Regions from separate parts of the Homo sapiens genome. Here region 1 is linked to region 2. Evidence: chromatin loops called from intact Hi-C (ENCODE). Cell type or tissue: PC-9. All regions are shown on one strand. Each heading gives the region's core, and the rest is flanking DNA. Links, peaks and the distances in the headings are about the cores only. Region 1 holds the start of CD36 (CD36 molecule (CD36 blood group)). Region 2 overlaps GNAT3 (G protein subunit alpha transducin 3).

Region 1 (16,902 bases), core at 4,070-12,069, 160 kb before region 2:
CTTCCAACTTTTATTTTAGGGTCAGAGGTACATGTGCAAGTTTGTTATATAGGTAAATTGTGTGTCATGGAGGTTTGGTGTACGGATTATTTCTTCACGCAGGTAATAAGCATAGTACCTGATAGGTAGTTTTTTGATCCTCCGCTCTCCTCCCCCTTCCCACCCTCGATTAGCCCCAGGTGTCTATTGTTCCCTTCTTTATATCCACGTGTATTCAATATTTAGCTCCTACTTACAAGTGAGAACATGTGGTATCTGGTTTTCTGTTCCTGCATTAATCTGCTTAGCATACAACTACCTATGTTATGTTATACAATATTCACTAAACTTTTTATCAACTGACATTAATAATGTCAAGTGATAAATTATCTTTTGTAAATGGTGGTAGAATTTTGACCCTTTTCCACAGTGCTTTGGTAGTTTCTACTTTCATGGCAGCTCTTGCTATTGATTTTTAGTTTTTTTTTTTTTTTTGAAAGACTGCATAAACTTGCTGGCTGCACACAACTCTATTAAGAATCACGGTCAAAAATACTGGTAAGAAAGATTGCAGCTATAATCCATAAAAAGCATGAGGATACCAGAGACATCCCTTGAAAATAAAGAGCAAAAATAAAGTACAAATAAGCTTGCTAAACTGTTTTAGACTACTTCAAATGGTAATGACATCTTTCAGAATTGGAAGGTATCACAGCACTGCAACTCTACACTAAATATGAAATGATTTTCTCATCATTCTCAATTAAGAAGTTTAATTATTTTTTTCCAAATATCACTTGTATACAATAGCTTTCTTAATTTGCTATTAGTCAGCTAAACAAAGTAATATTAAATGAGTTTTAATGGTACACAAATAAGAAGTCAACAGTACCAAAACCCATATGTTTGTGAAATAGCATTACTCTAAGTATTTCTGAGGCAGCAGTAAGACACTTGGCTCTCTAGGTTTACACAAAATTCAAATATTTGACTCCTACTCTATGCCAAAGATATACATACGCCAATATCATTTAAAAAATAGTCTGTAAACTGAAGAAAAAAGAAACAGTCTATTCAAACAATATTCCACCTACTTCATATGACTAAATTAACAAGGTCAACATGGTTGTGTAGGAATCTGAGAGCAAAAAGAAGCTTAGCCTTAAATGTACCATACATCTTGACCAATATAAGGATTCTGATGATGAGTCTTAGTCTATGGACATGTAGGGGGCTTACAATGTGCACTGTCATTTGACAGTTTTTATGAGTCTCTGTTGTACCACCTCCTTGAGTTTGAATCTACACTAGGAAGTCTGAATCTTCTCTTTTCCTTGTAAAAGATTGCACGGATAATTCTTATTTCAAAAACAAGAAGGAAAAGCACTCCATTGATTTAATTCCCCCTTCTTTATTACCCTACTCAAAGTATACTTTCAAAATTATTGGTGACCATGTTCTAATCATTATTTTCTTAATTTTCATCTGCCTGAGAACATTTTATGCTTTCTTTCCTTGAGTTCTGGCCTCCTATTAACTTCTAGGATTGTACTCTTTGTTTGTTTCTTCATATAAGATCATTCTTTTCCTTTTCTACTTTTGTCTTCCTGCCTCTGAATTATTACAAATTCTGTAATAATTCTTCTGCTTTTTCCTCTCTCCATTAAAACTCTCTAAAAGTAAATCTACTGTTTAGTTTTATTTTTAATCTTTATAGCAATGATCAAATCTATTTGAACTCTGACCTTTGAAACACAGACTGATGTTCATAAAACATCACTTATAAAACCTCTGTTTTACTTTGTAAGGTATATACATACCTTCTATCAATAACTCACTGGACATCTTGAGTTTGATGCTTTTACTCCTCTAATTTAATCTGTCTCTCCAAGCTTCCATTTCATCCTATTATCTATCAGTTTTTTTTTTCTATATACTCAACCATGCCAGACCAGTGTGCCTTTTGTTATATAATGTGCAGATTATGCAAATATCTTTCTAAAAGGGAATCTTATATTCTCCTTGAAAGTGGTCATATCCTACAGTTTTTTGTTTGTTTGTTTTCCTATCTCTGGTATCCTCACTTTGCAACCTTTCTGCTGTAGAGTAGTATACAAGGCCAGGTTTTTCATCTAGGCTCTTCCTACAGATTGCTTACATTTGGAGAATGACTTCTTTCCCTATTGGCTAGGTGAGTTGGCAAGTTGATTTAAGGACTTGCGCCTGTAAGATGAGTAAAATAACAGCAACTTCTCACAGATATTTTTGAAGATTAAGTGAACTAGTATATAGGAAACTCTTAGTAAGAATTAAATGTTAGCCATCTAATCTCTAAATTCAGGTTTTATCATATCTTACACTTGCTGAAAAACATACCGACGACTATTGTGTATTGTATCATCAATTAAGTATTTTTCTGCCTGATGTTCTAAGCTTGCTTCCTAACTCTAACCCCATGTTAACTTCTAATCTTTTCTGCTGTTAATCCAGTATTATGGGCACATTCTCTACCTTCTTCCTTCCATCTTCACTGCATTTGGTAGCATTTTCACAGGGTTTTTCATACTATCAATCAGTCCTTTAATATGGTTACTGCAGTTATTTGAGACTTTCAAAATTCTACACTTCTTTAAAATCTGAATCAAGTCCTACCTTTTTCCTGAAGTTTCTTGAATACTCTGAGAGATTTCTCTTTCAAAGTATTACAGCATTTACTTTTCCAATTCAATTCTAGAGTCTCATAGGTCTCGGTATTTTTTATTATAATATATCTTCCCCTGGTTATAGCTTACAATAGATGAGATTATATTATTCTCTTAGTCATTATACAAAAGCACATTTTGATGTCAGAAAACTTACTTTCTCATGGTTAACTATTATAAGCATAAAGATAAATATTAAAGAATTAAAATAAATGCTAGCACCTCACATGCTATTCAAAAGAATCTACATGTACCAGTTTTGTTGCATGACAAAGAAAAAAATTAAATCATCAATACTCAGTTATTGACCAATAATTATGTGTCAGCAAAAAAAAGTAGTCTAAATCGCTGTGCATTGGAAGATTATTGTGATTTTTGAATTTGGAAAACTTTTCCAAATGATGTTGTAGTCTGTACGTTAACACAGACACTGATCTTGTACTTTCTCTGCATAAGATCTGGGTGAGAACATAGTTTATGAGTAGGAAGGATGTCAGATCAATGGCCACTCCATCCCACTATTAGATAAGCCCCACACCTCACTATTACCTGTCTGTTTCCATTGGCCTGTATTAAAAATACTATCAAGAAAACTAAGAATTCCAAGGCAGGGGATACTAATTTACATATGTTTTTTCAGTTAAATGCATGAGGCTGAAGTTCTGCAATATGTTAGCAATAAACACAATACAGTCAGCCCTCTGTATTCATGGGTTCCACATCTGCAGATTCAACCAACTGTGGATCAAAAATATTAAAAATACTAACAATATAGCAATAAAAATTTAATAAAAATTCAATTCCTCCTGTTCTCCATCGTGCACTATGCTTACTAACCCTTTGTCTAGGTCATTGCCATCCTAACCAGGTAGAGAGTTGAAGGCAGAACTCGTTTTATTTGGCCAGTATTATGTTTAATAAAATGAACATTTATGCCTTCAGGCAGTAAACACACAGTCTAGTTCACAGCAGTTCCTGTTCTTCATTTTATCTTGTTCTTGGCACCTTAAATTTTGTTTAACCCCTGTATCCAAACTCCTGCAGCCATTTGAATTTGCCATCCCTGATTTAGAACTTCAGCAGAACTGCTTCCCTTTATTCTCTTCTTCCCCCTATCAATCAACGTTTCTGATGAGTGAGTGTGTAGCTAATTCGAATAAGCTAGGGTGGGAGATGAATTCTAGGTTGTTGTGCAAAGCCCATCTATTCAATCATTCTGTTTTTTCACACTACAGTCAATTTGTTTTATACTAAGACATGTTCTGCATATTTCTGAAAGTATTTTCTAAGATTCCAATATGAAGCTTCACAAATAGAAAATATTTATGAGATGAGATTATTACACATATATAAAAATAGTGGATTACTAAACAGTGTATTACCAAACAAGTTTACCTACAATTTAATAAGGATTTATGTTTCAATATTAAACACATTACACACACACACACACACACACACAGTTTTACTTTTCTCAGTATTAACTAAAGTGCAACTTCTTTTATAAATGTGCTTTTACAAAATATACTCACTTATTTCCTACTCAAAAGCATGCCAACATGCTCTTTGGACATAACTTAAAACAATTATTTCTACTAACATGCATACCTGTAGACAGCTTTTAATAGAATTTGGTATTTATATTTAAGACAGCAATGGAGTCATGTTAAATATACATTATACTTATAACATTTCACATAAAGTCGCATCATATAGAGTTGCAGTGGTTCATAATTACCTTTATGTCAAAGATACAAAATTAGCAGTTACCATGAAATATAAAGCAGGTAAATACAAAGCAAAAAAAGAGAAGTTAGAATCAATCAAAATGAGAAGGCATATTCTTTGGACTACTTGTACCTTTTTAATTGTCTTCTGGATAAGCAGGTCTCCAACTGGCATTAGAATACCTCCAAACACAGCCAGGACAGCACCAATGACAGCCCCAGCGATGAGCCCACAGTTCCGGTCACAGCCCATTTTTCTTGTTCAGGAGGTGAATTAGTGTTAAGCACCTGTTTCTTGCAAACTCCTGGATATGATTAAAGTGGTTTCTACAAGCTCTGGTTCTATCATTAGAAAGAGATCATAAAACAGAAGCTTAAATATCAGTACAAAAAGATCAAAGTACAAAGAAAACACCCACTGAAACGTATCATTTTGCCCGTTCTAAATAAACAAATGCTTTTCTTTTTGTTTCACCAAAGTGGCTTCCTCGGTCCGTCTCCCTTTTCTTGCTTCTAATGCCTACCAGTGGCAGAACTAATAATGTCATATCTGAATTTCTTCATATTCCTCCTTTTTAATTTTCTTTCTACACATGATTAACATATTGAAATCTTATCTAAGGAGAACTCTCACCCTCATCTCTCTTCCCTTGTCTCAGCAACTTAGTTGCATCCTCACTATCTGGTTTCTCCACCCAACACAACCTTCCACACCCCTTCTGGAGCTCTCCTGCGAACAGAATGTGGGTTGACTGATGTGTTTTCCATTAAATGATAAGCAAGTATGGTAACAGATGTTTTATTTACGATACCTTATTCACAAATCAACAGCAAGACATGAATTTTACAGGAAATGAACTGATGAGTCACAGAAAGAATCAATTCGTCTAATCATTGGAAAGCTATCTGTGAAAATAAGAAAAGCATGGGTAAATAGAAAAAAATTCTCAGAAATTTTATACTGGGACACTCTCTAATATCACCATACTTAAAATAACTGTTAAAAGAAAGTCTAATTTTCATGAATACTGAGTTCAGGCCTGAATGGCTTGTCCTAAAAACTGTTTAAAACATGGAATTTTTAAAATAAGAGTATCTTACTTTCAGTTTTATTGATGACTTTGGATAGACTACAGGTATAAAGAATTTGAAGCAAATATAAAATGTAGAGGATGTCTTGTTTCAACCATGGCATTGCTCTCTTACTGAAGAATTTTTTCCCTACACATTCAACTACAATATAGTTTGTCATTTGCAGTTGATTCATGCTAATTCTGTTAAAATTAGGTAGTTTGTGTTAGTATATATTTGTCAATCTAATGTTTGGTGTCTTCATAAAGTATGTGATTATTATTATTTTTTGAGACGGAGTCTTTCTCTGTCACCCAGGCTGGAGTGCAGTGGCACGATCTCGGCTCACTGCAACCTCTGCCTCCTGGGTTCAAGCAATTCTCCTGACTCAGCCTCCTGTGTAGCTGGGATTACAGGTGCACGCCACCATGCCTGGTTAATTTTTGTATTTTCAGTAGAGATGGGGTTTCACCATGTTGGTCAGGCTGGTCTCGAACTCCTGACCTCGTGATCCACCCACCTCAGCCTCCCAAAGTGCTGGGATGACAGGCGTGAGCCACCATGCCCAGCCATAGTATGTGATTATTATATAAAGATTGGGAGAGCCGGGCGTGGTGGCTCACACCTGTCATCCTAGCACTTTGGAAGGCTGAGGCGGGTGGATCACCTGAGGTTGGGAGTTTGAGACCAGCCCGACCAACACAGAGAAACCCCATCTCTACTAAACATACAAAGTTAGCCGGGCTTGGTGGCACATGCTTGTAATCCCAGCTACTCCGGAGGCTGAGGCAGGAGAATCGCTTGAACCCAGGAGGCGGAGGTTGCGGTGAGCCGAGATCATGCCATTGCACTCCAGCCTGGGCAACAAGAGTGAAACTCCATCTCAAAAAAAAAAAAAAAGATTGGAAGAAAGAATACAGTTTGTGAAATGAGTGGATCCTACTGTAATAATCAGAGTTAATTCTAACTAGTATTTGAAAACACATTTATTTGAACTTCTTTGTTGTTGCAATGACATTTTGTCAATAATGGGGTTGGCGTGTCATTTATAGTCAGAATGCGCTTTATAGTTTATAAACAATTATTCTCTACTTTGAAATGCTCATGGCCAAAGAAAACATATGTGCCAACGGAATGAAGGCTACAGTCAAAAAAGGGCACATAGAATATTGTTGTTAATGTTGTAAGTGTATTAATAATTGTGGTTTGTTATAATTTCAGGTTTTCCCTCCACAGCTGTCTTGCAACAGAGGTACCACTCTTATGATTTTATTAGTATTTACTTCCACTTTAGTAATCATATAGTTTTTCAAAAATATTACCTGTAGAGCTAAGAAAAGAATAAGAAAATGATATTTTCCCCCAAAATGTAGGAATAAATGTTACAAATATTTTTCTTGGCAATTTTATTATTTACATATGTTCCCTTAACCTTTGGGATTCCCCTTTGCCTATTCCCTTATACATAGGATACTTTCCAGTATAAACCATAGGATGCAATAAACTTCATTTACATCAAGGTCTTGGTGATTAAGAAGACTGACTAGTTCTTTAGTGTCATTTTTCTCCAATGTAAAGGGAATGCACATAAGTCTAAACAAGTGATTTGTTTTTCCTGTGGAATTTTCTGTCTCACTGAGCAAGTAGGGCTGGCTTTTTATTAATTGTTCAGGGTGGAGTGGTAACAATAGCTTTCCCTGCCCTTGGAAATCGTATACCATGCTACCTCATATGGCTTTGTCCATGGCTGTCCTAATGCAATGGAATGAGTAATTTAATGCTGGTAATCAGGACTGGATATTGTCAAATAGAATTTCCTTTGCAATGCATAATTGTAAAGCACTTGAAACTTTTCTTGAAACCATCTTTTAAGCAACCACAGTAATCGCCAACTAGAGAATGTCATGCTGGTGTTCTGTATGTTGTGAACTGATAATGAGATTTAGGGTAGTTTATTAGGTACATAATATTTTATTGAATGCCCATTTCATAGACCATCCCCAAATATTTTCTGCAAGTTATACTTAACGAAGCAATTAAAATATAGCGATCCCAGCTGGTTCAATTGAGATGAAGGGACAAGATTAAACCAAAGACTGATTTGTCACTGTCTTGCTAAATGAAAGCAGACAAGCCACATAATCTCTCTACACCTCAATTTCCTCATGCGTAAAATGAGATGATAAAATGAGATCAGCATTTTTTAATTTAAGCGGCTGAACTGGTTTTTCAATTCTTACGTGGAAGTGCATTAGGTAAAATGACTGATTCCACAGCAGTTAAGAAACCCAGAGACTCTGTTTCTTAACTTTGTCTTCCTGTTCCTGCCTGACACTCTTTATCCTCACTGTTAGGAAGCTCTAGGAGAACCTCTGTAGAAACCCACAGCTTTATGAGCCCACATAAAAAATGCAGCAGGAAACCCCCAGTGTCACATTCCAGTTTTGTTAATATAGTATGAAAATCTATTTAAAACATGTATAACTCAAGGATTAAGTTATCTCTCTGGAAAAGTTATTTTATGTTCCACATAAACTTCACTAAAAATTACTCATTCAATATTAATGTCATTTGCAACTCTGACAAATGTGATACAAAATGATTTAAAATTATAACTCTATTGCTGTTAGAATAGGTATATGTGCATATATTAGCCCTTCTCCAGATTCTATGCCACAACCTAGTTGTGAATCTATCTGGCCTTTTCCCAAATCATTCTTCTTTATTCAATCAAGTAGCTCCATGCACTACAGAGAAGAGTTTCTGCAAGGGGTAAAGAGTTCCAACAGTAACCACTGAAGAAACCAGGGAGTAGTGCATGCGCTCCAATGGCTCCCTCTCTAGACCTGAAAACTGATTAGTATAACTTCTATGGACTCTGAGCCTAGATATGTTGAGCAATGGACAGGCCTGGGTACTGCCTAGCTCTGTCTGCTTTGAACTTAAAACTGAAGTGAGATAGTGTACACATCCCACTGCTGTAGAGTCACATACATTAGAAAACAGAAGTATCAAGTAATTTATTCTGTTGAATTCTATGGTTAGACAGTTCTCAATCTAACATTGGTCAGGATGATATACAAGCAAAATTACAAGTATTAATCTAACAAAACTTCAATCCATGTGCTGATATTTTGAAAAAAGAGCTAGACAAACTGAACTTGTCTATTTGTTCAAATTTTCAACTGATTGATTGCCTCTTATTACTTTAAGTTTCTACCTTTTTCCTAAGAATAGGCAAAATACGTGACACTAGTTGGGTTCATTTATTATCACTCGGTGCCTTGACACCATGAGTAATGAAGTATTGTTATTATAATCATACTCTATCCTTAAGCTGCATATGACAAAATTATAATTAGTTTTATTCACCTGAGGCAAAGGAGAACCACCCATACTACGTAAGACGTGCACCAAATACAAAAGAGAAAAGTTCATGTTAAATAGCACATGTAGTCACACAGCTTTTCCACCTATATTTATCTTCAGAGAAAGAATGTAGTTTGTCTCCACCATTCCACCAAATTTAGCTGTCTAAAGCATAAAAAAATTTGGGTTATGCTTACTCAGTTTTCTTAATAACACAACTCCTTATATATGAAAATAGGTAATTAATTTCATTTGCTAATTGTAGATTAAATTTTATTCTTTACTAATTGTTACTTGTCCTTTATAAGAAACAGACAAGATATTGATACTGTATCGGTAATAATTTACTTCCTGCTTAAAATACTTAAATTTAGAAAGCCAAGATACAGAAAACTAATTGAGACTTGTATAAAGAAGAAAGGGAAAATAAGAAGACGTGTTTTAATAGGCAACTAATTACATGCCTTTCTTGATTCTATAGGCAGCTCAGTTGCCTTCTGTCCAGTTTATAGATTATAAATCCTATTCCTTTTGTAGAATTCATGAGTGGACCCTATTCCGTTGGGTCATCTTTGAAAGAGGGAGGAAAAATATAACTTTTTTTTTTTTTTGGTTATCAGGTCAACAGTGTTTCTGTAATGAACTTTTAAGCAAAATACCCTCCCACTATATTGGGAACCCAGTAGAAACAGAGACTAAGCTTTTTGCAAAGCCTGCATTAGACTGAGATATAAGAAGCCTCTTCAGTAAACAGTTTAGAACATTAGAGCAAGTCCCCAGAGCATCTATAATTAATCCCTTGTGTTTATAAAGCTGTGTTCCCTTGGAAACTCCACCCAGAAAAGGCATGGCCCTGAAGTAACATCTGCTGGGATGTAAACTATGAAATTTGAAAAGTTTTAGATTTCCAGGGTACTTGTACCATAGACACTTGCCAGACCTAAATGACATTTTCTTACTGATCAGTAGATTGCTAAAATTTCTTTTTTTTCTATCTATAAGCCTTCCTCCCACTTTTTCTTAGGATAGAAAACCAGACCACACTCTTGTTTTCCATTCTCTTGATACAGAGAGTTTTCCTTACCTAAAAAATACAGCATCTGTCCATAAAATCTAGTTTTTGGAGGACTTGGGGGAATTCATTCAACGGTTTGCATGAGTATAGAAGTTAGTTTTTAAAATTACTTTTTTCACATTATCATAACTATGTATGTTTATAAAGACACAGTTCCCTATACATGAGTAAAAATGTAGATTCAAATTCAAGGTAGTAGAAATGGGTGTAAAACAATCATTTAACTATGATTATGTTTCATCAACATAAGGTCATTAGGTCATTCTTTATAAAATCATGTTTAGAGATAGAATTCTCCTTTCAAGGTAAATTTTATGCACAATACCAATATAAAAGATAGTTCAAAGAAGAGTTATTTGGTAAAAGAAAGGAGCAGAAACTGTGCCTCTTCCCTTTCCCAGTCACGCTTCACTTGGGCTCTGAGTCATCTCCAAAGAACCCATGGGCTCCACAAGTAATTTTCAAATAACTGGACTATGAGATCTCCAGAATCTTATCTTACTGAAATTATCTCATGTCCATTTCTATCCTATCAGAATATATGATGGTAAAAATGTAAAATAGGAAAAAACTTGATAGACATCTGTAATATAAAATAATTACATACTTCTCAAATATTGCAATTTGTAACTTGTTTTGATGGTAGTCTTTAAAAACTAATGCAATAAATACATTGGACTTTATATATTATACTTGGGATCCTTCTAGAAACAAGTCCCGTCTTTTAAAGACTTATGAACCAGGGATTACTGTAGGTTTGAAATTATTCCCTTAAGTTCATACTGACTTAAAGAGTATTATCTAGACCCATTCTTAATTTTTGAACCTTAGACAAGAATGCTAATGTCTTTTTTCCACACCCCAAATTCTACTATAAACAGACACTATAAAGTTTGTAATGCCAAAAATGCTGGACCTTGAAGCCAAGAAATGTAGATTCAGTTCTGGGTGTTAGTATTGAAGTTTGTCTGTGATACAGTTTTCTCTAAAATGAGTTTACTTACATCAAATAAGGTTGCAAGTATTAAATGAAGTAAAATAATATATATTTATATTGTAGAAAATGTTATTGTTATTTTGAAATATTACTATGAAGTATCATTTCAAACCATAACAGTAAAGTGTTATTTCATATTGGCCAAGTGTTTTAAAAATCTAATAAATGTGTATATTTTACAAAAGTAGAAATGAGTATTTGCAAAATAGTTAGATTATAATGAAATGTGATCATATATGTATGGAATTAAAATATGCAAATGGAAAGACAGCTACTAGTTTAGAACAATGCTACTTGCAAGTTTCAGACACATCTTGGGCCAGTGAACAAAAACATCTTCTGATTAGATGCAAGGATACTTACAGAATTAAGTATCTGATAGTTACAGAATTATCTTAAACTTTCCTTTTCAGGAAACACACAGGAAATACACACACATGCAGGGTTCAAATGTGTTAAAGTAAACAAGGTTAAAAAAATTCCTTAAAAAAATAGGGTGGCAACTATAACTTCCAAGGTAAATTCCAAATTCAGTACACTCTGTGCAAGTACCTCCAGTTGTAATTAATATTCTTCCCAGGCTAACCCATTATCTGATGGTTCTCTGTTTGGTTTATTGTTCTGGTTCACTAATGAGTCTGGGAAATTAAATGATTTCTACTTTAGTTCTTATTTTCTTGTAAATTCCAAAGGACCACTGGACTTTCTATATAACAAACATTTTTAAATATTTCATTTTGGCTTCCTTGTGAACCAATATTTAAAGCAATATTTTTTAGCTTCAACACACATTACTGACTTCAAACCACACAGAAAAAGACTAAAAAGTACATGCAAATCTTTACAAAACAGGTTTCAATATGCTACTTGATGATTTCAGAAACTGGGATGTACTCTAGAGAATTTATGCCATTTACAGTTATTTATAATTTTAGTTAATGTATAATTAATTTGAGGCTTTTACTTAATTCCTCCAAATTGATTTCTCCTTTACTTCAACTTGGCATCATCATCTAATAATTCAGTACTATTTGTAATAAGCTTCCTGAATCGAAAAAAAATTAACTTTATTTTTATTCTACTAATTTACACTAATTAAATTTCAGATTATTTAAAAGTAATATACTTTGCTATTCCCAGTAACAATGACAATATCTTTGTTCATTACAGAAAAGAACTTAAAAAGCACATATCCAAAATACACATTGCATTTGATCATGTAGAGCAAGTCAGGTATACCAAAAGTTGTGCAATTCAGATTGAAAATTAAACAAGCTAATGACTCTGTAAAGTAATAGTTAATAATTGCATATTAGACAACATGTTGACATAAGAGCTGTAAGTCATTTATAACATCTAACCTCATTATATTGGTCTGCAGTATAATGATCTTCATCATTTAAACATCATGTATAAATAGCCTAAGTATAAAATGAAAGTTTTATAATAATCCAAATTGGATTATAAATCACTTTAAATATTAACTTATACATACGACATGAAATGCCATTGGGTATGGTTTAAGCATAAAATATAGGAAGGTTGATAACTTGAAAATAATGCAAACCTGATTTTTAGATAAAGCCTAGTGACTAAGAAAACAGTTACTACCTTTTTTCCTGTCCTCCTATATAACTTCTTAGGAGTATTTATACAGTAGTGTCACCTCCCGTCATCTGGGTGATGGGAAAAATCCCTTAATCTTTTTTATTTAAAGAAAAATCATACAACTTACCTTTAAAATGGCTAAGAAGGATTTTTCAATCAAATGCTCCAACATTTGGACAATTCTTAATAGGATCAAATGGTATTCTGCAGGAAAGTCCTACACTGCAGTCCTCAGTACATAAATGCGTGAGAGTTTAAATATGCAACCACACCCCCTCCCCCCCCCAAAAAAAGAGAAGAGAAAGCACTCTACAGTGTCAGATCCCAGTGTGTGGTTTGTTGCCAGAGGAATTGAAAGAAAAAAAAAATCCCCCACACAGCACATTACTGATATGGCTAATAAGGGTCTATTTTTATGTTCTGGTGAAGACCCATTACCTATATCTGAGATATTCAGCATTTTTTTTTTTTTTGGCTATTTCCCATCCAAGTAAGTCAGAGGCCAGAAAAACAAAAGGAACTGACTTGCTGAGTTTCCCCTAACATATTCTCAGATGCTGAACTGAGACCGCTGGTGGAAATAGTAAATTTGGAAGAATAATCATATTCTCACTTCCCTGTCTTGACTGAGCTTGCGAAACTTATTTTATTAAGTTTAAATTTAATGTACTTTTTTATACAGCGTAATTCTGAAATACTGTGAGACTAATAATTCTGAAAACAATTGGAGACTGTCAATCAGCAAGGATGACAAACTGACTTAAAAAAAGGAAACAGCCTATTGTTCTAGCTGGAAGTTCTTAACTGTTTATCATTTTCTGTTAGTTTTGCAAAAATTTCATGATCACAGCACAGTGCTCCTACAAAAAATAAACTCTTTAAATTTCTTCAACCAAAATATGTCTAAGTAGAATTACTATTGAGGATAATCTTTAGTACTTAAGTCACTTTCAAAAAAAAAAAAAGCATTATGTTGATATTGAATCAAAATAGAAGGCCTTGCACTTTGGGGAAAGAACCTTCACTATCAAGACCCTGTTCTTATAAAGAAATTCTCAGAATCATACAGGAAAACCTTCACAGGGTTAACCTGGCATGTATTTGATAGGAGAGCTGGATAAATGCATTCAAACAACCTTAGAAGTAAAGTAACCTAAGAATACCAGACAGAAATATATTTAGTTCATTAGGTCATATTTAAACCAGTCCTTAAGTTAGAATGCTCGTGCTGTCCTTTTTGGGCATGTGAGGCACACAACGAATCCTTTCATTTGCAAGCAGTGCCATACAACTGAAAAAAAAAACCCCAAACACTCTTTTCTCCTCAAGAATTTTTTTTCCCCAGGGAAGTTTTTACTGACATATTTATTTAAAAAATAAGTCATAAAAATATTGTAAGTCTATTACTTTTTTTTCAAATCTCAGACCACTTAATTAGGATAAAGTAGAAATGACCATGTGCAATCTCTTTATAATTTATGCTTTCAGTTAGAAAAGAATAACTCACAGTGATTTCATGAAACTTAAGAAGGTAATTCCCTTAAATAACTGCGACCTTTTATCTTGGTGGCACGATATAAAATGGTAGTATAAAGACATATTATTTTGGTTAAGAATATCTATTTTGTAGATAGCTGTTTTGTATTTAAGCTAATTTATTTCTCAACCTTAATTCTCACACACTCACACTCTAATATGACAATTCAGAAAAAGATTACCAACGAAAGGGTTCAGATAAGACCTGTTTAAAAGAGCATATTTTAAAGATATTAAAAGACTAAAGTATAATGAAAATATGATCGCAATTAGAGAAAGATTATTTCAGAAAAAATACATGCAAAATAGATGCCTAAGTTGACATTAAACTTACTTGGGTATTATTTAATCAGTAGCCTAATGCCATTCAAATCTGCTGTCACTGGAGAGGAAAATGTCACAGAGTCCCATGAGCAGTCCAAAGAATCAAATTTACATTCCCAGAGACAGCTGTTAAGTGTTCAATCCCATAGACAACAGTTCCTGAGTAGCTTAGCATACAAGATCTGAAAGCACACAGCTGAGTCAAATCTGCAACTGTGGATTTTTAGAAAAATATAGACCTTAAACAATAACATAGCAAAATGCTGTACCCATTTTAAAGTAAAGAGTGTTGGGGTTTTCATTTTTTTAAAGACTATGCACCCACCATATTTTGAAGGGATGTGTTTTATGTGAGCATATACCTTGCTTTATGTAAATCCACTATAACACTGGATTAATTTATTAGAATGACAGGATATAATTTTCAATCTACTTCAGTCAGTTTAGACAATTCTTTGGAAATTCTTTTTTTTTTTTTTTTGCAAGAGATCACATAGGGTTAGAAATTGGAAGGATGTAAGTTTAAATCCTCAGGCTACCGGGCCCTAGTTATATTGACTTGTAATTGGAAGTTAACTGCTTGTTCTTCTTTTTCCAGATTTATCAAGGTATGAATCATTTTGACATGTGTATACACTGTAAAATGATTGCCATAATCAAGTTAATTAACATTCATTGCTCTCATTTTCATAATCAAAGAATAGAGAAAACTAAATAAAAGAGTAATAATAAGAGCTAAGAGATGAGTAGTGTACAATACTTGACAGGAGCCTGAAAATTTCTAGGCACTCAACACTCCCCATTTCATCACCCCCACTTCCTACAAGCCTCCTCCCCTCTCCGTTCTCTGCTTTATTTTCCACAGGTCACTTATCACCATCGAAGAAATTCTGCCAATTGACTTTTGTTTTTGCCCTGTCTTTGCACCTGCTAGAATGTTGGGTTTTTGCAGAGGGGGATGCTTGTCTGTTTAATTCACCACTGAACTTTGCACCTGCCTTTGCACTTGCTAGAATGTTGCGTTTTTGAGGAGGGGGATGCTTGTCTGTTTAATTCACCACTGAACCCCTATAGTACAGAATAAGCTCATAGTTGGTAATAAGTTGAATAAACAGACACACACAAGACTATTATAACCATCATAATGCTTTACAAGTAGTGAGAATGAGTGGAAATGAGAGACTATTATGCTGCTTCTTCATACCATGGATATGTAATGGTTTGATTCAGATTAAGAACATCTGCTAGGAAAATGAATGGAATCCGAGTCTGAATTTGGAATTCATCACTTCCTAAGTGTATGACTTATTGCTAACTACTTTACCTCTCTTAAACATGGTAGAAATATCTCCCTCACAGAATTGCTGTCAAGATTAAAAGTGATAATATGAAGGATTTAGCACAGAGCCTGACATAGTTTTTGTTTAACAAATAATTGTGGCTGGGCTTGGTGGCTCACACCTGTAATCCCAGCACTTTGGGAGGCTGAGGTGGGCGGATCACTTGAGGTCAGGAGTTCGAGAGTAGCTTGACCAACATGGTGAAACCTCCTCTCTACTAAAAATACAAAAATTAGCCAGGTGTGGTGGTGCATGCCTGTAATCCCAACTACTCAGGAGGCTGAGACAGGAAAATCGCTTGAACCTGGGAGGCGGAGGTTTGCAGTGAGCTAAGATTGTGCCACTATACTCCAGCCTGGGCAATAGAGTGAGACTCTGTCTCAAAAAACAAAAACAACAACAAATAATTGCATGGCCATCACTGGCTATCACGCACAATTTTATTTTAGAAAATGTATTAAGTATGGAGAGAAAGCAATATTGAAAATTATAGAAAAGTGTACAATGAGAGGCCTCAATCCCCAATTGTATTCCTCAGAAGTAACAAATGTTAAGTGTGTGTTAACCTTCCCCCAGTAATTTTATAATTTTCTAAAGTATATTAGCCATTTTTATTTTAAAACATTTGTAACAATATCCTTTTCACCTTTTTTTCCATAAATTGCTTTGTCCCTTTCTTAATAATTAGTAGGAAAATAGTCTTTGGACATTTGACAATTTTTTTTTAATTTGACAATTTTTACTTTTCTGTTTGTATGTGTAACTTACAGAAATGTTTACATTTTTATTCCATAAACTTTGAGTCATTTCCTTTTGAGGATTGTATCATGCTTTGAAAGCCTTTATCCACTTTGAGCATACTAAAAAAAAAATAAACTTTCTTTTAGCATTTGTATAGTTAAAAAAAATCCTTTTAACAGTACTTTTGGACAAGCTGATTCATGGAATGTAACACTTGTGAAATAAAAGAGGAAGAGTACAGTAAGTTGAGTAACAAATATTGCAACATATTTGAGAAGCAAATGACAGATGGGTAACAAGAGTTCTGGAAGAGGAATCACATGGCCCGTGTGATTCCTTTATTAGCAATAGGATTTGTGAACTAGGCAAGACGTAATAATCATTGTATTCCTGTTGTCCTTTCTTGTTAAATGGGATAACCTATAAAGTCTAC
Region 2 (16,902 bases), core at 4,644-12,643:
CTGACAAGAAATTTAACAGGGCAATTACGTGTACTAAAAAAGATGCCTTTGTTAATGCTGTAAATAGAAAGCAGGCACTCCTATTTTTCAGCATGATAGGAAAAGTCATGAATGTTCTAAATGACTTCGCTTCCTCTAGACATCAGGTTGTAAACACAAGGTCAAGTTTCAAACTCTGTATATATCTTTGTCCTGGGAATCTAGAAATTTTTCTCTTAAAAAAATAGACTTTCTAAGTATAATGCTTATGATTTACCCATTTTAAAAAAGTATTTTTAAATAACAAATCCTAAGTCTTTTCATATTTATCATGGGTAGCCCAGAAAGAAAATACTGTATAAATGACAATGATAATAAAAGTCCAAAGGCATAAAATTGTTTAGAGTTAGCATATATGTATGGTCAAAATTCCTTTTTAATGAATATATACTGTAATTTTATTCAAGCAACTTAGTTGGATGTGCTTTAGTGTTACAATCAATTATTCAACTCACAGAAACTTTTCATGTTTAAATTATAGGATCATCCATAAGAATGGTTACAGTGAGCAAGAATGCATGGAGTTCAAAGCAGTAATTTACAGTAATACATTGCAATCCATCCTAGCTATTGTGAAAGCCATGACTACCCTTGGAATTGATTATGTAAATCCCAGAAGTGCAGTAAGTATGCAAATAATGACAGCTGTATGTCCTGCAATAGAGTTTGAGCCATAAAATAAGAGGACTTAATAAGTTCATAGTATTAATCTATATCCAAAATTTAAAAATATGAAACATGAATTTTGAAACATTAATTCTGTTTTGTGTAAGATTTCTTATTTTCCTTGAAGTGAAACTTTTTTACTATATACTGTAATATTATTCAACATTAGTTGTTTTCCTGAGGATTAAACTTAATATCAAATAATACACCATAACAAATAAAAATATTGCTTGTGATTGCTAAATACAAAAGAATTTATGGCATAAACACAATTTGCAATATCTCTACATTAATTTTTTTAGTTATGCCATTTCAAAGAGACTAAAAAATGTTTAATAACATAACAATTATAATTAATGTTTGACGATGATTACAAGGTCTGTGTGGCAACAGGGAAATGATTACTTGATAAGTTTTTTTTTAAAAAAGAATTCAAATTGTAGGAGTAAGCAAATGTCTGTATATCAAGTATATTCAAGTAGTCATAGTTCCGTTTGTAAGGTAGCAACAAAATTATTTTCTCCCTACTTTATATTTTGCTATCTAATTATTTTACATTAAATTATATTTGAAATCCACTTACTTTAAAAGTTTATAGGCAGACATATAAAATTATTTGGCAAATGAAACTTACAGTATTATCCAAAGAACCACAGTTGACCCCACCCAAAAAAAAGAGTAACGGAGTAGAATCCACAAGAAGAACTCACCCACTTCCATATGTCCCCTCCAGGAGCAGCTGGGCATCTGGTTACCTCCAGAGGATGCCAGTTGAATGCCTACCAACGTAATTCTTGGAAACCTTGCTATAGAAACAATAAAAATAGAGAGCAAAAGCATAGTAAGGATAAAGAAAGAGGAGTCATTTGAACTCCCTCCCCCAGCTTAGTGGACCTTTTAAATGACCACTGGATCTTGTAAATGACCACCAGAAATCATTACAATTAAAACAAAAACAAAACAAAACAAAGCCTTTTCTGTGCTCTTAATGTAAAGAAAGGGGAAATCCCCCTTTTTCCTGTCACTTTTCTTCAAAGAACAAGGAAATGCTAAGTATGGCCTTCAGGCAGATAGTTTATAAAGCAAGGAGTCAGGTATTTTACTGATTCCCATTTCTAGCTTTCTCCACAGTTTGCTCCAATCTATCTCTCTGGCTACAGTTTCCCTCTCATGTGTAAAAGGGGAACTTGGAGGAGTCGAACTCCAAGATCCTTTTATTCTTTATCTCTCTCTGACTTAGTGATCATGTTCTTATTTAAGTGTAGTTCAGTTATGGATCTGACCTTGGCTTTTCCTAAGAACGTAGGATTTTAAATTGGCTCTTAAGAAACAACATAGTATACCCACCTTAATTTAAAAAAAACAAGGCTCAAAGATTAGTTGGTTTACATTAAGTAGCTCAAGTTTATGGAAAAATCCACTTCTCCTGGATTCCATTATAGTGCTTTTTGCTATTCAAGGATTTAATGATTAGAAATATTTATTTTTTCCTCTTAGGCAATAATAGTTACAAAAATAGACGTACCCTCTGAATTCCTTTGAGAATGATTTAATGATGTTTAAATTTGTAGATGCAATACGGTATTCCATGCATTTGTGTCAGAGAAGTTGGAAATCACAATCTTGCCTATTGCTACTTATTTAAATAGACTGTGTCTTTCATAGAACCCAGAGTTTGTGAAACAGTGACGCTCTGATCACTAAATACTTGATATTTGACCAGATATGGTGTCTCATGCCTATAATCTCAACATCTTGGGAGGCTGAGGCAAGAGGATCGCTTGAGCCCGGGAGTTCCAGACCAGTCTGAACAATATAACCAGACACTGTATCTATAAAAAAAAAAAAAAAAAAAAAAAGGAAAAGAAAAAGAAAAAAAAATAGCTAGGCATGGTGGTGTGTACCTGTAGTCCCAGCTACTTGGGAGGCTGAGGTGGGAGATTCACTTGAGCTTGGGAGGTTGAGGTTGCAGCAGCTGTGATGGCGCCACTGCACTCCAGCCTGGGCAACAGAGCAAGACCCTGTCTTGAAAAAAAAAAAAGTGAGATGAGAGATTTATTAGTAAAAGTCTTAATGAGTTGACATATAGGGGAAGTGAAAATAATAAACTCTACACATTGCTGCCATCATGCTAATTAAAAAATAAAAGTACAGTTCATTCAAACTGTACATTGAATGGCATAAACAGATCAACTTAAGCAGCACTTAGCCATTGTCATAACTTCTCAAGAGTACCTATATTCTCAACTATCAGAACATCACAGTTGTCAGGCACGACATAGTTCATATTTTGATTTCCACTTATGTGAACTCTATCAGTTTCAGCTGCATTCTAGTACTTGGTTTTGAGATTAATATACTCTTGACCTGTTTAAAATTGTTTATTTAACAGATTGATTGCTAAACACTACCTACATGTGACTTTCAGAGTTCTGGTTAGCTCTCAATTATTTATTTATACAAGTGCATATACTTTTATATAGCCATTTGCACATCATCACACAGATTGCCAAAGAGAGAAGTTCTGATAGAAAATTTATGTGAGCTTTATTAGTCACTGGGTCTATAAGTTTGGACAAGTTAACCTCTCTAAATTTCAGTGTCTGCTTCCACAGAATGTTATGGCTTTCCTCCTTGAGTTACAATGACTATTAAAGAAGGAAGCAAAAACATAAGAAATCCACTATATACAGAGTATTATAGAATGTACATTTTCAGTAAATATTAGGTATTATTTTTCAATATTTATTTTGAATATAGGATCATTAAAATTTAGGTAGTGAAATCTATACATCCAACATCATTTGAAAAAATTATTTTTTATTAAACTATTATTTATGTGGTAGACATTTAGTTGGACACCGGGGATGTAGTGAGGGCTCAGCAGTAACTGAGATGGAAATAATATTTGTCATCAGGAGAGGAGAGCTTGATGTTTAACAAGTAACTACAAATATGCTATTTCAAAAAGGCTGTGCAGCTATATGTGGAGCTCAATCCTTGCTTAAAGAAGGAATTACTAAGAAGGGGAACACTAACATTAAATGAGGATGGAAAAGAACTAATTAGTTTGGTTTTGGAATGAGTTTGTAAGTTCTATTTGATATCTACATATGTAAGCAATTACAAATGTGCATTTGAAGCCCAAAATGGACACTTTGTCTAGAGATCTAAATCTAGGTGTTATTGGCATGCCATTATACTATGGCATATAATTCATACTAAGAAAGTAGGATGGAATAGGTGAAGGAAGCACTTAGATTAAGAAGGGAAGGGTATTAGGGATAACAGAGTCTAGGGAAGAGTGTTAAAAAAAAAAAACACACAATATTTTCTGCTCATTTGTTAGGAAAAGAACCTTCAAGGGAGAGGACAGAAGAGTAAAAGGAAATCAGAAGTATGCGAAATCACAGAATTCAAGAGAAGTGTTCCAAAGGGAATTATCCACATTGAAAGGTCTTGAGAGGTCAAGAAAGGAAACTATTAAATAGAATCTATTGGATTTAGAAATATGGAGCCATTGGGAATATAGTGAGAGAGGTTCCAGAAGAATGGTGGACTCCTACTCCTGTGGAATATGTGGAGAAATGAGAATAGGCTATTGGAACAGTTAAGGACAATATTTCAGGACCTATAGCCAAGGAGTAGGAGAGAGATGGGATATGTAGTTAGAGGGGAAGCAGCTAAATCGGGATTGTTCTTATTGGTTGTGGTTTAGTATTTGATAGGCTTAGAATTTCCTAAGCATAGAACTTGAAAAGAGGGTTAACAAACCCTCTTTTTTTGTTACCTATGTAACAAACCTTCATATCCTGAAGAAATAGGAAAGGAGAAATAATGAAGATATTTAGTAAATATCTACTTATCCTTTTGAATATTATTATATCCTATTTTGGAGCATATAGAATCCACTCAACTGACATAAAAGAATGCTGAAAATTGTAACACTTTTACTACATAATTTGAGCACTGTTGTAATCATCTTGGACATAGAACCCTACAAAGTAAACTCTACAATATGAACCAAAAAGCACTGATTCCTCAAGATGTTCTACAATTGAAGTTCTGTGATTAGATTTGTTTGGTATATATGCGTCCAATAACTTGGAAATTTTCAACCAATATTACTACTCAAAGATTCTGAAAACCGAGTAGCCACAAAACATGGTATTTTTAACTCAGCATTTCTCACAATTACTAGGTAAACTATATAGTCTTCCTTTCTTTTGATATTTTTTTCATGATATTTGGAAATATGACTCTAGGGTTCAGAATAAGTTCCACAAAGTTCTAAGACCACCTGGGATCCCTAATATTAACGATGAAGTTCTGAGTAATCTGTAGGGAAAACACATATTTTATTTTCTATACAATGTAGTCCCAAAGTTACACAATCTTAAGAGAATGAAGATGAGTTGATAGGTGCAGGAAACCACCATAGCACATGTATACCTATGTAACAAACCTTCATGTTCTGCACATGTATCCCAGAACTTAAAGTAAAATAAAAATGATGAGTAAATAAAATAAATATTCTTTAAAGAGAGAGAGAGAGAGAATGAGCCATTCCAGGCCCACTGTAATTCCCAAGCTTTTCCAAATACCTCATAGGGAAATAAAACTTCTTTGGGATGCCACTCAAATCCACAGGGTGTTATTTGAAAAATGTGGCAGAAAGGATGATTAGAGAAGGCTTCATTGAGGAGGTGGTATTGGGAAGAGACTTGAGTGAAAAAGGAAGTGAACCACCGAAGGACATGGAGGCAACAACCACTGAAATGCGCTGAAATGAGGGCTTGGTGAGTTCAAGGAGCAACAAATTGTTCAGTGCATCTTGAGTCTTGGTGGCAGGGAGAGAAAGGGAGAAAGGAGGGAAAGAGGGGATCAAAACATGTAGAACCTTGTGAGTCACAGTAAGGGATAAGGGATTTGGGTTTTATGTTGAGTTTTGAGTTTGGTGAGAAATTACTAGAGTTTTTAAAATATAACAATAAAATAGGAGTTAAGTGTTCGATCAGTTTGGCCGTTATGAGGAAGCTAAGTTTTCATAATACCTATACATTTTGGTGTTATATATTTTAAAAATTCACATTTGATGGGTAGGCTCAATCCTTTAAAAGCTTTAAGGAATTTTAAATTTAAAGAATTGTAATTCTTTAAATTATACCAGCTTTTCAATAAGCACAGAAGAACATCAAGAATGGAAATACACTATGTTCAATAAAGTGTTATTTATGGTTAAAAAAATAACAACTGTATATTGCCAGAAATTCTTAATGCAGTCAGAACAGTTGCGTCACCTTGAAGCTTTTAAAAACTACCTTTGCAGGGCCTGACATGCAAGGATGCTGATTCATTTTGTTTGGGTTGCAGTTCTGCTATCAGTACTTTTAAGGGTACACCATATGCTTGTAATGTGCAGCCTGGATTGAAAATCATTACCGTAGGCTCCAACTATGCACGCACAAATTTAAAAAGTAAAAGGTCTGGAGACACAAAAACCAACCTGATAGGATAACTTGCCTTTGTAGGAGGTAGTAGGATTGAAGTGGTCAAGGGAGACTTTGTAACATTGAAGTGTTTAAACTAGAACTATATTCATGATACCTCTACAAATAAAGTATATTGAAATTAAAAATAGAATATTTTTTTAAAAAGGAAGGACAGGTATGGTGGTTCACGCCTGTAATCCTAGCACTTTGGGAGCCCGAGGTGGGCAGATCATGAGGTCAAGAGATCGAGACCATCCTGGCCAACATGGTGAAACCTCGACCCTACTAAAAAAAAAAAAAAAAAAAAAAATTACAAAAATTAGCTGGGTGTGGTGGTGTGCACCTGTAGTCTCAGCTACTTGGGAGGCTGAGGCAGGAGAATCGCTTGAAAGTGGGAGGTGGAGGTTGAAGTGAGCCTAGGTTGTGCCACTGCACTCCAGCCTGCATGACAGAGCAAGACTCCGTCTCAAAAAACAAACAAACAAACAAACAAAAAAACAAAAAAGAAAAAGAAAGAAAAAAGAAAAAGAAAATAAGAAAGAAAAACAGAAAGAAATGAAACAGTATATTTGTTTGGTTTGTAAAGCTATGCTGACAAGATATATAATTTTTTCTCCTTAGGGATAAAACTGTGTAGTGGTTGTTTTATGGCATCATTCCTCCTAAACAGCACTTTAATAGTGGAAGGAGCCAATAGCATGATGCTAGTGAAAGTGACCAGAGCATATTTCACTGAACTTGCAGTTCTCTTTCATATCCATTTAACAGAGAAATGGGGTTTTAAAAATCTATCCTGTGTTGATGCAGGAAAATCAGGTTGAGACTTGATATGGCCATTTGTTGACAAAAAAGCCAAACTCCGTAAAATACTTGAAGAGATTTATTTTGAGCCAAATGTGAGGGCCATGACCCATGGCACAGCCTCAGGAGGTCCTGAGAACATATGCCCAAGGTAGTTAAGTTATTGCCTGATTTTATACATTCTATGGGGATTAAAGTTACAGGCAGATATCAGTCAATACATGCAAGGTCCAGAAAGGCAGGACAATTTGAAGCGGGACCTTCCAGTCATAGGTGGATTCAAACATTTTCTGATTGGTTGAAAAGAATTAAGTTATTTTCTGATTGGTTGAAAGAATTAAGTTATTGTCTAAAGGCCTAGAATCAGTAGAAAGGAGTCTCTAGGTTAAGAGTCTGTGGAGACCAAGGTTCTTATTATGTAGATGAAGCCTCATAGGTGGCACCCTTAGAGGCAATAGATGGCAAATATTTCCTATGTAGACCTTTAAAAAGTGCTAGACTTTCAGCTAATCTCACCAGGATCAGAAAAGGCCTTGAAAAGGGAAGGGGCTTCTCTACACAATGTAAACTTCCCCCACAAAAGACAGCTTTTATTTTCTTGTTATTTTCTTTTATTCTTTTATATATGCCAAAAAAATATATTTGGGGGTAAAATAATTTCTTTCAGGGCCTGCTCTATACTGGAGTCAGTTTGGAATTTGGAATCTTATTGCTATAAAGATTCTGTTTTATCAGTCCTAAGATCTCTGTTTCAATGTTAATGCGGGTGAGTTATGCCTGAATTCCAAAGGGAGGAGGGCCTAATGAGGCATGTCTGACCCCACCCTTCCTATCACAGCCTGACCTAGTTTTTCAGGTTTACTTTGGAATTCTGTTGGCCAAGAGGGATTTCTGTTGGTTGCGGGGCTTAGAATTCTGTTGCTTGGGGGACTTAGAATTTTGTTTTTGGTTTACACATTGAATATGTGGACCAATGACCATCTGATCAGTTTACTTTTAACAATAAAAGCTGATTGTGAAGAAAGATAGAATAAGTTATTTTCTTTTTTTACCCTTACCAGTGTCTCTTTAACAATAAGTGACATATCCTTATTTTTTATACAAAGAACAGATTTTTGATAAAATGGTAGAAAAAAACTGTAGTCAATTCAAAATAATAATAAGCTGAGTTGTATCAGAAAAGCAGCAAGTTCTTATTGAACATACTTCACTGGTAGTGTCAGAGGCATTTGAACCAGAGCAACTTCATCTTAAATAGGAGCTGAGGAAAATGAGAATGAGACCCACTAGGCTTCATTCCCAGACAGTTAAGGCATTCTAAGTTACAGGGTGAGATAAGGAGGTCGGCACAAGATGCAGGTCATAACGACCTTGCTGATAAACAGGCTGCAGTAAGAAGCTGGCCCAAACCCACCCAAACCAAGATGGCCATGAGAGTGACCTCTGCTTGTCCTCACCGCTATACTCCCACCAGCACCATGACAGTTTACAAATGCCATGGCAATGTCAGGAAGTTACCCTATATGCTCTAACAAGGGGAGGCATGAATAATCCACCCCTTGTTTAGCATATCATCAAGAAACCACAAAAATGAACAACCAGCAGCCCTCGGGGCTGCTCTGTATATGGAGTAGCCATTCTTTTATTCCTTCACTTTCTGAATAAACTTGCTTTCATTTTGCCCTATGGACTCGTCCTGAATTCTTTCTTGTGTGAGATCCAAGAACCCTCTCTTGGGATCTGGATTGGGACCCCTTTCCTGTAACAGTAACAGCCTGACATGGCACAAAATGCGCTTGTATTTGACTCTTATTCTGATACTTATTGTATTTACTGGTTTACTCGTTTCTAAAACTCTGAGTTTTAGATTCCTCACATGTAAAATGGAGAAAATATAGTGTCTATCTCATGGTTGTGAGGATTATGTGTGATATTGCATGTGCAGTTTTGTAAATTGTAATAATATGCACTAGGAGGGTTATGAGCTAAAAAAGATATCAGTTTTAGAGGCTGACAACAAGGTTGAGTTCAGACTTCTCCATTTGCCTGGGCTATTACCACAGTCAATTTAGTTATTCTGAAACTCAACATCTTAATTTTTTAAAAAATGATTTGTCATAAAGCTATTTTGATTATTTGTTTAAATAAATTGCAGACTATAGTATTTACTCAGTAAACTTCTATTTCCTTCTTTGCTGGTAACCTCCAAATGTTATCCCAACAGGACTAAGACAATAATTCCTTGCTTTGCATAAAAAACTCTCACCTCTGTCCTACTGATTTGTTCCAAAGGCATATGCAATCAACAATGCCTACAGGGATGTTCAAAAATATTATGTGGATCCAAATGTTTACCATTCTTTATATGATTACGAGGCAGTAACCCGATGACAAAAAAACATTATATATTAATTTTTTGAAACAATACAATTTTAGAATAATGAATTTATTTCCATTTTTACTCTAATTTTTTTTTTTTTTTTTTTTTGAGACAGGGTCTGGCTCTGTCACCTAGGCTGAAATGTAGTGGTGCAATCTCTGCCCACTGCAACCTCTGCCTCCCAAGCTCAAGCAATTCTCCCACCTCAGCCTCCCAAGTAGCTGGGACTACAGACATGTACTACATCCCTGACTAATTTTTTTGTAGAGAAAAATTTTGCCATGTTGCCCAGGCTGGTCTCAGACTCCTGGGCTCAAGTGATCTACCCACCTCGGCCTCCCTAAGTGCTGGGATTATAGGCGTTAGCCACCATGCCCGGTCTACTCTAATTTTTACTTGGCTTTTTTTTTCTAGAAAAATTCATGGCGATGATTAAAAAAAGAAGAAGATACCAGATTAAATCAGCTTAATTTTTATTTTACCTTGGTATAATATGTAGACCTTTTGCAAACTTAGTATGACTACAGCAAAGTATTATTATCCTCCTTGATATCATATTCAGAAGTCAGTGACATATTTCAAAATATGCTAATTTCTTCACATAATATTTTATAGTTTTTGCAAAGGAGAACTCTTCTGGGCATCATCCAGCCATGAAAAACTTTAGTTCTATTTACCTCAATATAGTTCAAAAAGATGTTTGGTGGAATTATTAGCTAAAAGAATAAGATTAAAATTATCCCAGTAAATTACTCTATTAGAAAATAGAATATGTGATTCCAAATAATACATACTTATTCTCACCAAAATATTGTTCTAGGAGGACCAACGACAACTTTATGCAATGGCAAATACCCTGGAAGATGGTGGCATGACACCTCAACTGGCTGAGGTAATAAAACGGCTGTGGAGAGATCCAGGAATTCAGGCCTGCTTTGAAAGGGCATCTGAATATCAGCTCAATGACTCAGCAGCTTAGTAAGTGAATTCACTTTAAGGGGAATTGGAGGTAAAACATTTAAAATTAAGAATTATAATTCTGCATACTTTGCATTTGTAAATTCAAATGAGGAAAATAAATGGTGTTACATTTTATTAGAGTAAAATAAAAAGCAATTAAAGAGAAATGAAAATGAACAAGGTGACATAATGAGATTTAAGAAAATATAACCAGGGGAGCATTTTAAATAACTAAGTTTGAAACTGCCTGAGAAGATTCTATGGTGCAAATATCTTCTCTTGATTAAAAAGTGTTAACCTTTATGCATAGCCTTTCACACTAACACAGACTGGTGACATGCACACTGAGGTTTTGGGCTATTCATTTCATCTCTATCCATATTAGTGAAATCATCTCCTAGATTAATTTCATTAATGACACATGCCTTGGCTCATTGGGTTGATGACCATGATACAAAATTCTAGAAGAAATTAATGAAATGATTTCCAAAATACTTGTATACTAGGAGATTCTTTTGGAGTCTCAAAAAATTCTATAAATTTCACTGCTTGTATCATCCATTTAGCATTAATTAACCATAAGGAAATTAGGGGCTTGTGACACTATTTATAATTTCATTATCAAAGTGATTTAAAATTTTCCTTTAGTGCTGGGCACAGTGGCTCACGCCTGTAATCCCAGCACTTTGGGAGGCCATGGCAGGCAGACAGCTTGAAGTAAGGAATTTGAGACCAGCCTGGGTTACATGGCAAAGCCAAGTTGCTACAAAAAAATACAAAATTAGCCAGGTGTGGTGGCATGTGCCTGTAGTCCCAGCTACTTGGGAAGCTGAGACAGAAGGATTGCTTGAGCGCAGGAGGTCAAGGCTGCAGTAGGCAGAGACTGCACCACTGTACTCCAGTTGGGGCAAAAGAGCAAGACCCTGTCACCAAATTAACCCCAAAAAACAATTATTTTAGCAAGTGGTTCCTAACATAGCCCCTTACTATATGCCTGCAAGATGTGTGCATATGTAAATACAATCTAATTACTCATTTTCTATTTCTGTTCATGCATATGTGTGAAAAAGTGTAAATATAGTTCTTTTGATGAACTCCCCCTCTCCCCGCCAACAGAAGCTGCTAGCATCGTTTAATTAAACAAAAGCAAAACAGTAATGTAAAAGTGAAACAAATGAAAAAGATCGGTTAAGGACAGAACAATGAAGCTTGCATGACACTTCAGATTTTTAATCATTGATGGACAGAATGATTAGGGAGAGAAAATAAGCTATATAAACTCTAGAGAAAAAATTTTCTGTAATTATTCATTCATCTTTATTTTAGACCCCAATTTCAAAGGGCACATTGCTTTTGGAGGAGTTTTTCCTAGCTCTCTGATGGAGAGAATGAGTCTCATTTTGTGATTATATCAACTTGAATAACTTTTCATAAGTGTCTCAGCACCTACCACATTTTAATAGTACAAGGGATCTCTGCAGTGGAGTAAAACATTGCTTTTCTAAACTATTCATTGGTAAAGGTAGTCACAATGAGTAAGAAGCTGAATTGTGGAATATTTCCATAAAATCTTGCTTAGTAAAGCTCTGGGTAGAGAGCTAGAGAGAAAGATAGATTAAAGTGGGCTCTCATTAATATATTTAGTCTTGTACAAACCACATAGTTAAAATGGGCAAATAAATGGCATTTTATTGTATTTTCTAGTATTTAATTTTAGCTTTTTCCTTTATTTAAATACTTAAAGTATGTTTTACACTGGGACTATCTACTCCATTATAGATTCATAGTAAAATTTTAAATCTGTTCATCAAGTTAAAAACAATTAAACAATATCAATTTGCATTCATTTTGTAAATGTTGCCCATATTGTAATAGTTTTCAACTACCCAGATTACTGCAGGTGCAATAGAACAACAACAGAAAAGCTCATTTTCCCTGGGTCTTAGAGAAATTTCATACATAAACAAAAAGTAATAATAATAATAAAGTGGTTTTTTTTTTCTGCTCTTAGGTGTCCTTAAAAGGAAAGCTTGCTGAGAAAGGTAGTTGAATGGTCATTGCTTTCTTCCAGAAATTAAGAGCAGATTTTTTTTTCCAAACACTGAATTACATTAGAAAACTAGATATAAAATGAGATTGGTACTATAATGTGTGTCTATTTCATATACATTATATAGAGCAAGGTCTCTAACACTTTTTTCTTTTTCTGGTAAAAGTAAGATACTTCTTGTTTTCTCAAATCTAGAGATCCTTCAAGTTAAGGCTAACAAAAAAGTGAATATAATCAGAATAAGGGAAAGGAATGCCATAGTTGGCAACATAACCTCATCAGTTCTAGCAAATTGAAAGAAGAGGGGTATGGCAGGGATAATCAGAGGAAACATTTTAGTTGACTGCATGGTTTGCTAATTGCAGCCATCTAGTGTGCCTTTAAAATTCCATGTGCTTTAAGAATTACCATAGACTTCACCAGGAAAAATACTAGTTTAAATAATTGGAAAAGAATTTAGTACTTTTAAATGATTAGATTCATATATGTTAAGGGCCTCTATTTGGTCTAAGCTTTAGATTATAGACTTGAACTCCCACATTCCATATTTGTTTATTTAAACAAGCATTTTAAATGCAAATTTGTCAGTCTGCTAATGCTTCTGCTTTGCTTGAAATCATTCATACATGCAAATAAATGTGTCCTTACCAAGGTTTTCATTTAGGTATCATGAAATGAATTTAATCTTTATTTTGGTAGGTATATTTTTGGGTTTTTTTTGTTTTCTTTTTACTCTTGCGTGAACTAACTGACCAACAACACACCTACCACACATGCAGACTTAATTAATAGAAAATTCACAAAGGGATTTGCTTGCCAAAATAGAAAATAAATACACTAGCAAATCCTGCCAGTACTTTTTCCAATACATTTACATCTTAATGTTTCACTCTTTTTTCAAAAGAAAACTTAAGCTTTTTTAGAATAAAACAATGGTGACAAATTTTCATATTATATATGTTATGTGTTTCTGAGGTGTGATTTTTACTCTCGGCCGAAATCCCTTTGGGACACTTGTCCAACCTTAATTTGTTTCAGCTTAAAAGGAAAAAGATCCTCCAAGAATAAATTACCTATATTAATAATGAATTTTTTTAACTAATAAAATAATTTTGTTTTTTCAATCTTTGTGCTAGGTGCTAAGGCGTAACAGCTTCTCAGCTTAATCACTGAACAAACAATTTTTAACACTGACTAACATTCAGCTGGATTCTACCTCACAAATTCTGTCTCGATGGAAGCACTTGAATCTTATCTTTCTATAAATGTGGTTCAGTGTAATGGCGAAATTTGTCATAAAGGCATTACCATGCTATTACTATTTGTATCTGAAAGTTTTACAGAAATAGTGATATTGCTAAGCCACTAAAAGCTTAGTATCAAAAGTCTAGACCAGTGGTTTTCAAATTATTTTTAAAGCAATAAAACACTTTTTTTTTTTTTTTTTAGTATGAAGACATTATCTCGTTTCAAGAGTTAGGAAGCTGAGAGCAGGTTTTTTTTCCTCTAATTTAGCAGACTGTTATAGCATACACAATTTAATTAGACTTATTCCTGTTCATCACCACACCTAGATCCTGTGAGGGGAAAAAAACACCATATTCAGCCTGTTAATACTAACAATTTTTAATATAGCTTCCTGGAAGGGGTAAAGACACAGTGATGCATTGATGGAAGAGGAGGTGGGAGTGGGGACAGTGGGTACGTTCACCCTTCTGTCCCCAGGAGAGCCAGGTCAGGGTGGGTTTGCAAATTCATGAGTCACTTCCAGCATAGACCAGGAAGAGAGACAAATGGTACTTCTTTTATTGCGCTAACTAGATATTGCAATGGCATTTAATGGAAATGGCTGAGTCTTGATGAGGCAAATTCATGCAAAAATAACAAACAACCTTCAAATTAGTACATTCGAACCAATCACTCTCATAAAACCGAAAATGCCTAAATTCAAACTACAGAATTTCGAGGATAATCTAGCCACTACCACTATAAGGCAACTTTTAGTTTTGTAATGATCCAGGCACTATAAAGAGAAATTTTCTTTCATACTCCTATCCATATACAAGCAAATTTATCACACAAACCACATAAAATACAGGTTAAGGCAATGTTGATTTAGGTGCCTTTAGAAGAGGACGCTGGGGGTCAGCTGTGTGCCACATTCAGCACTCTGCATTCTGCAACATTCCAGCTACCAAACTTTTAATTCGATGAGCATAGTTTGGAAAGCGCCTGTCTAGAATTTATCATTTTTCATAGAACCTACGCTAAAAATTCATTTCTACTGAATCCTGGTTTCTTCAAACGCAAAGTTAAAAATATATATATATACACACACATATATATGTATGTATGTGTGTATATATACATATATGTATGTATTTATGTATTATATATACACATATATAATTTTGTTTTGTCTTTATTAGCTACCTTAATGATTTAGATAGAATAACAGCATCTGGGTATGTGCCAAATGAACAAGATGTTCTCCATTCTCGAGTGAAAACGACTGGAATCATTGAAACTCAATTCTCCTTTAAAGACTTGCACTTCAGGTATGATCAAATATCTTTTCTAACTGTAGACAGAAGTATGCATCAGGCTTAATATTTCCTCATGGAGAAAAGCTCTAGCCCATGTTCAGGTTCAATAATCCTTGGATGTACTCACTAGCTCTAGTTTACCTTCAGTACCGCTGTCCTTTACTGTCCTTCTATAGCCTCTCACCCCAGCCTCTCATCCTGAGCCTCATCCCTCCTTCCAGGCTAAAATGCTTCTGGCTTGAGCAGGTGGGGACTAGATTTTACTTTCCTCATGCTTAAAACTGGCACTGTACTTTGGGGAAAAAAAAGAAAATGTATTTAAATAACATACAAGAAATGGGTGCCAGGAATCCTATTTCCTTTGCCTTTCTATTTTCCTATTTGCTTGAAATATTCCTATAACATCTGTTTCCTTAATTTTAAAAAATGCAAATTACCAAGATGAGAATTATTTGAATATGATACTATTTACTGCAATAACAAGGCATATTTTATAACCATGTTTTGAGTATGAAAATGAATCATTATTTTCATTGCGGTTATATTATCGAGAGCTTCCTAGAAATTCTACTGCAAAATCACTCATTTACTATACCAAGAAATGGAAACCCATACTATAATGTTAGAAAATATCCCTTAATATTTAAATACCTTTTTGTATGGATTGTGGACAATATGGAATATTAAACATTAATAGCAGGTTCTAGCTGCATTGTTTAGTAATGACAAAAATCAATAAAAATATAACTAATAAAATTACTCTTGTATCAAACAATGAGAATAATCTTAAAGAGTAAAAAACTGGAGATAGAGTGGCATGAATTATTCATATCCATTCGTGAGGAAAAAGAAAATGGTAATTAATCAACATCATAAATTTATTTTAGTAAGATAAAAGCTTCAAATATTTTAAAGTATGTGTTATATATAATATCTAAGTAGAATACCTATTATGTAGATAGTATATTTTCAACTAATACGGAAAAACTCTTCAAAATTCGTATCTAAATTTTAGGCCCACAAATAGTTAATTTTCTGAAAGATGAGCCAAAGATTAAACCAGGGTAAAGGGACTGCACCGATTGGGATCAACATCCTCTCTTGGCAAATGTAGGAAAAGTTTGTCGTCAGTCTTGGCTTCACTATTGTATAGTTCTTTTTGGCAACTACTTTCTTCAGACTCCTCACCTTTGATCCAGTTTCTGGGTTTTCCTTTGAGGCCCTGAGTCCAGTTGTTTCTCCCCCTCTGCCCCTCCCACGCCAGTGAAAACATTTTTGACACTGTCCCTTTTCTGTCTTACTCTTTCTTTTCTCCAGATGTCTCACTGAAACAGACTAGAACTGAGTGTGGGCCTTGAGGCTGCCCAGACCAAAGTTCCAATTCCAGGTTACCTAATAATTAGCAGTAGGAGTTAAGAAACACAGTTAACCTTTTCTTTATTTGCTTGCCTAATGAGTTTGTTGTAAAGATTAGATGAAGTAAAGTCCTAGTAGAGAGTTATAACTTGATGTAGCTTACCTTTCATAAGCCAGTAGAACTCTCTGTGTCCTAGATTGTCTGGACCATAAACGGGTTTGGACAAGTGATGTTACCTGTTGAATACCTAAAAGCTCACTACCCAAGTCACTCCCTACAACACCAACCAATTTGGTATTGTCTCAAAAATGATCACTCTCAAAAATTATCTTGTTTATGTATCTGTTCTTTAACATTTCAAGCCTTTGTACTTGCTAGTCTCTTTGCCTAAAGTGCTCTGCCCCTGAATCTGCAAGAAACATCTCCTTCTTATGATTAAGTTCCAAAATCAAATGCATATCCTCATGGAGGCATAACCATCTTATCTATGTACCATCCATGCTTATCCCTGTCACTATACACCCTGCAGCATGCTCATAAATGTTTAACAGCAGGGTTTCTGGGGCAGTAAGGCGATGGAGGGCTGGCTGATTGTAGCTCTTGATTTTTCT

What was found. Hi-C counts contacts between places; a loop is a spot of excess contacts. Peaks named below come from ENCODE experiments on the same cell type or tissue, not always from the same donor. Only the 100,000 strongest peaks of a DNase experiment are listed, where the experiment ranks them.
Region 1: a loop joins it to region 2, with 8 times the contacts of the local background. A loop is called at or near these places in 14 of 110 quality-filtered maps.

What each region holds. Positions count from the first base shown.
Region 1 is chr7:80,634,500-80,651,401 of GRCh38, reverse strand. CD36 (CD36 molecule (CD36 blood group)) reads right to left here and starts at 12,760. Exons shown (of 15, transcript NM_001001548.3): 1 at 12,656-12,760; 2 at 5,221-5,314; 3 at 4,542-4,750. The coding sequence starts at 4,661. In PC-9, for the core only: no CTCF peak of the experiment used is centred there; a DNase peak (open chromatin) is centred at 7,691; H3K4me3 peaks cover 1,138 bases; H3K27ac peaks cover 1,631 bases.
Region 2 is chr7:80,472,295-80,489,196 of GRCh38, reverse strand. GNAT3 (G protein subunit alpha transducin 3) reads left to right here. Exons shown (of 8, transcript NM_001102386.3): 3 at 521-662; 4 at 10,199-10,356; 5 at 14,818-14,946. It overlaps LOC107986812 (a long non-coding RNA gene), which reads right to left and starts at 2,730. Exons shown (of 3, transcript XR_001745252.2): 1 at 2,610-2,730; 2 at 1,416-1,511. RefSeq lists an enhancer at 10,130-10,424. In PC-9, for the core only: no CTCF peak of the experiment used is centred there; a DNase peak (open chromatin) is centred at 7,796; H3K27ac peaks cover 1,084 bases.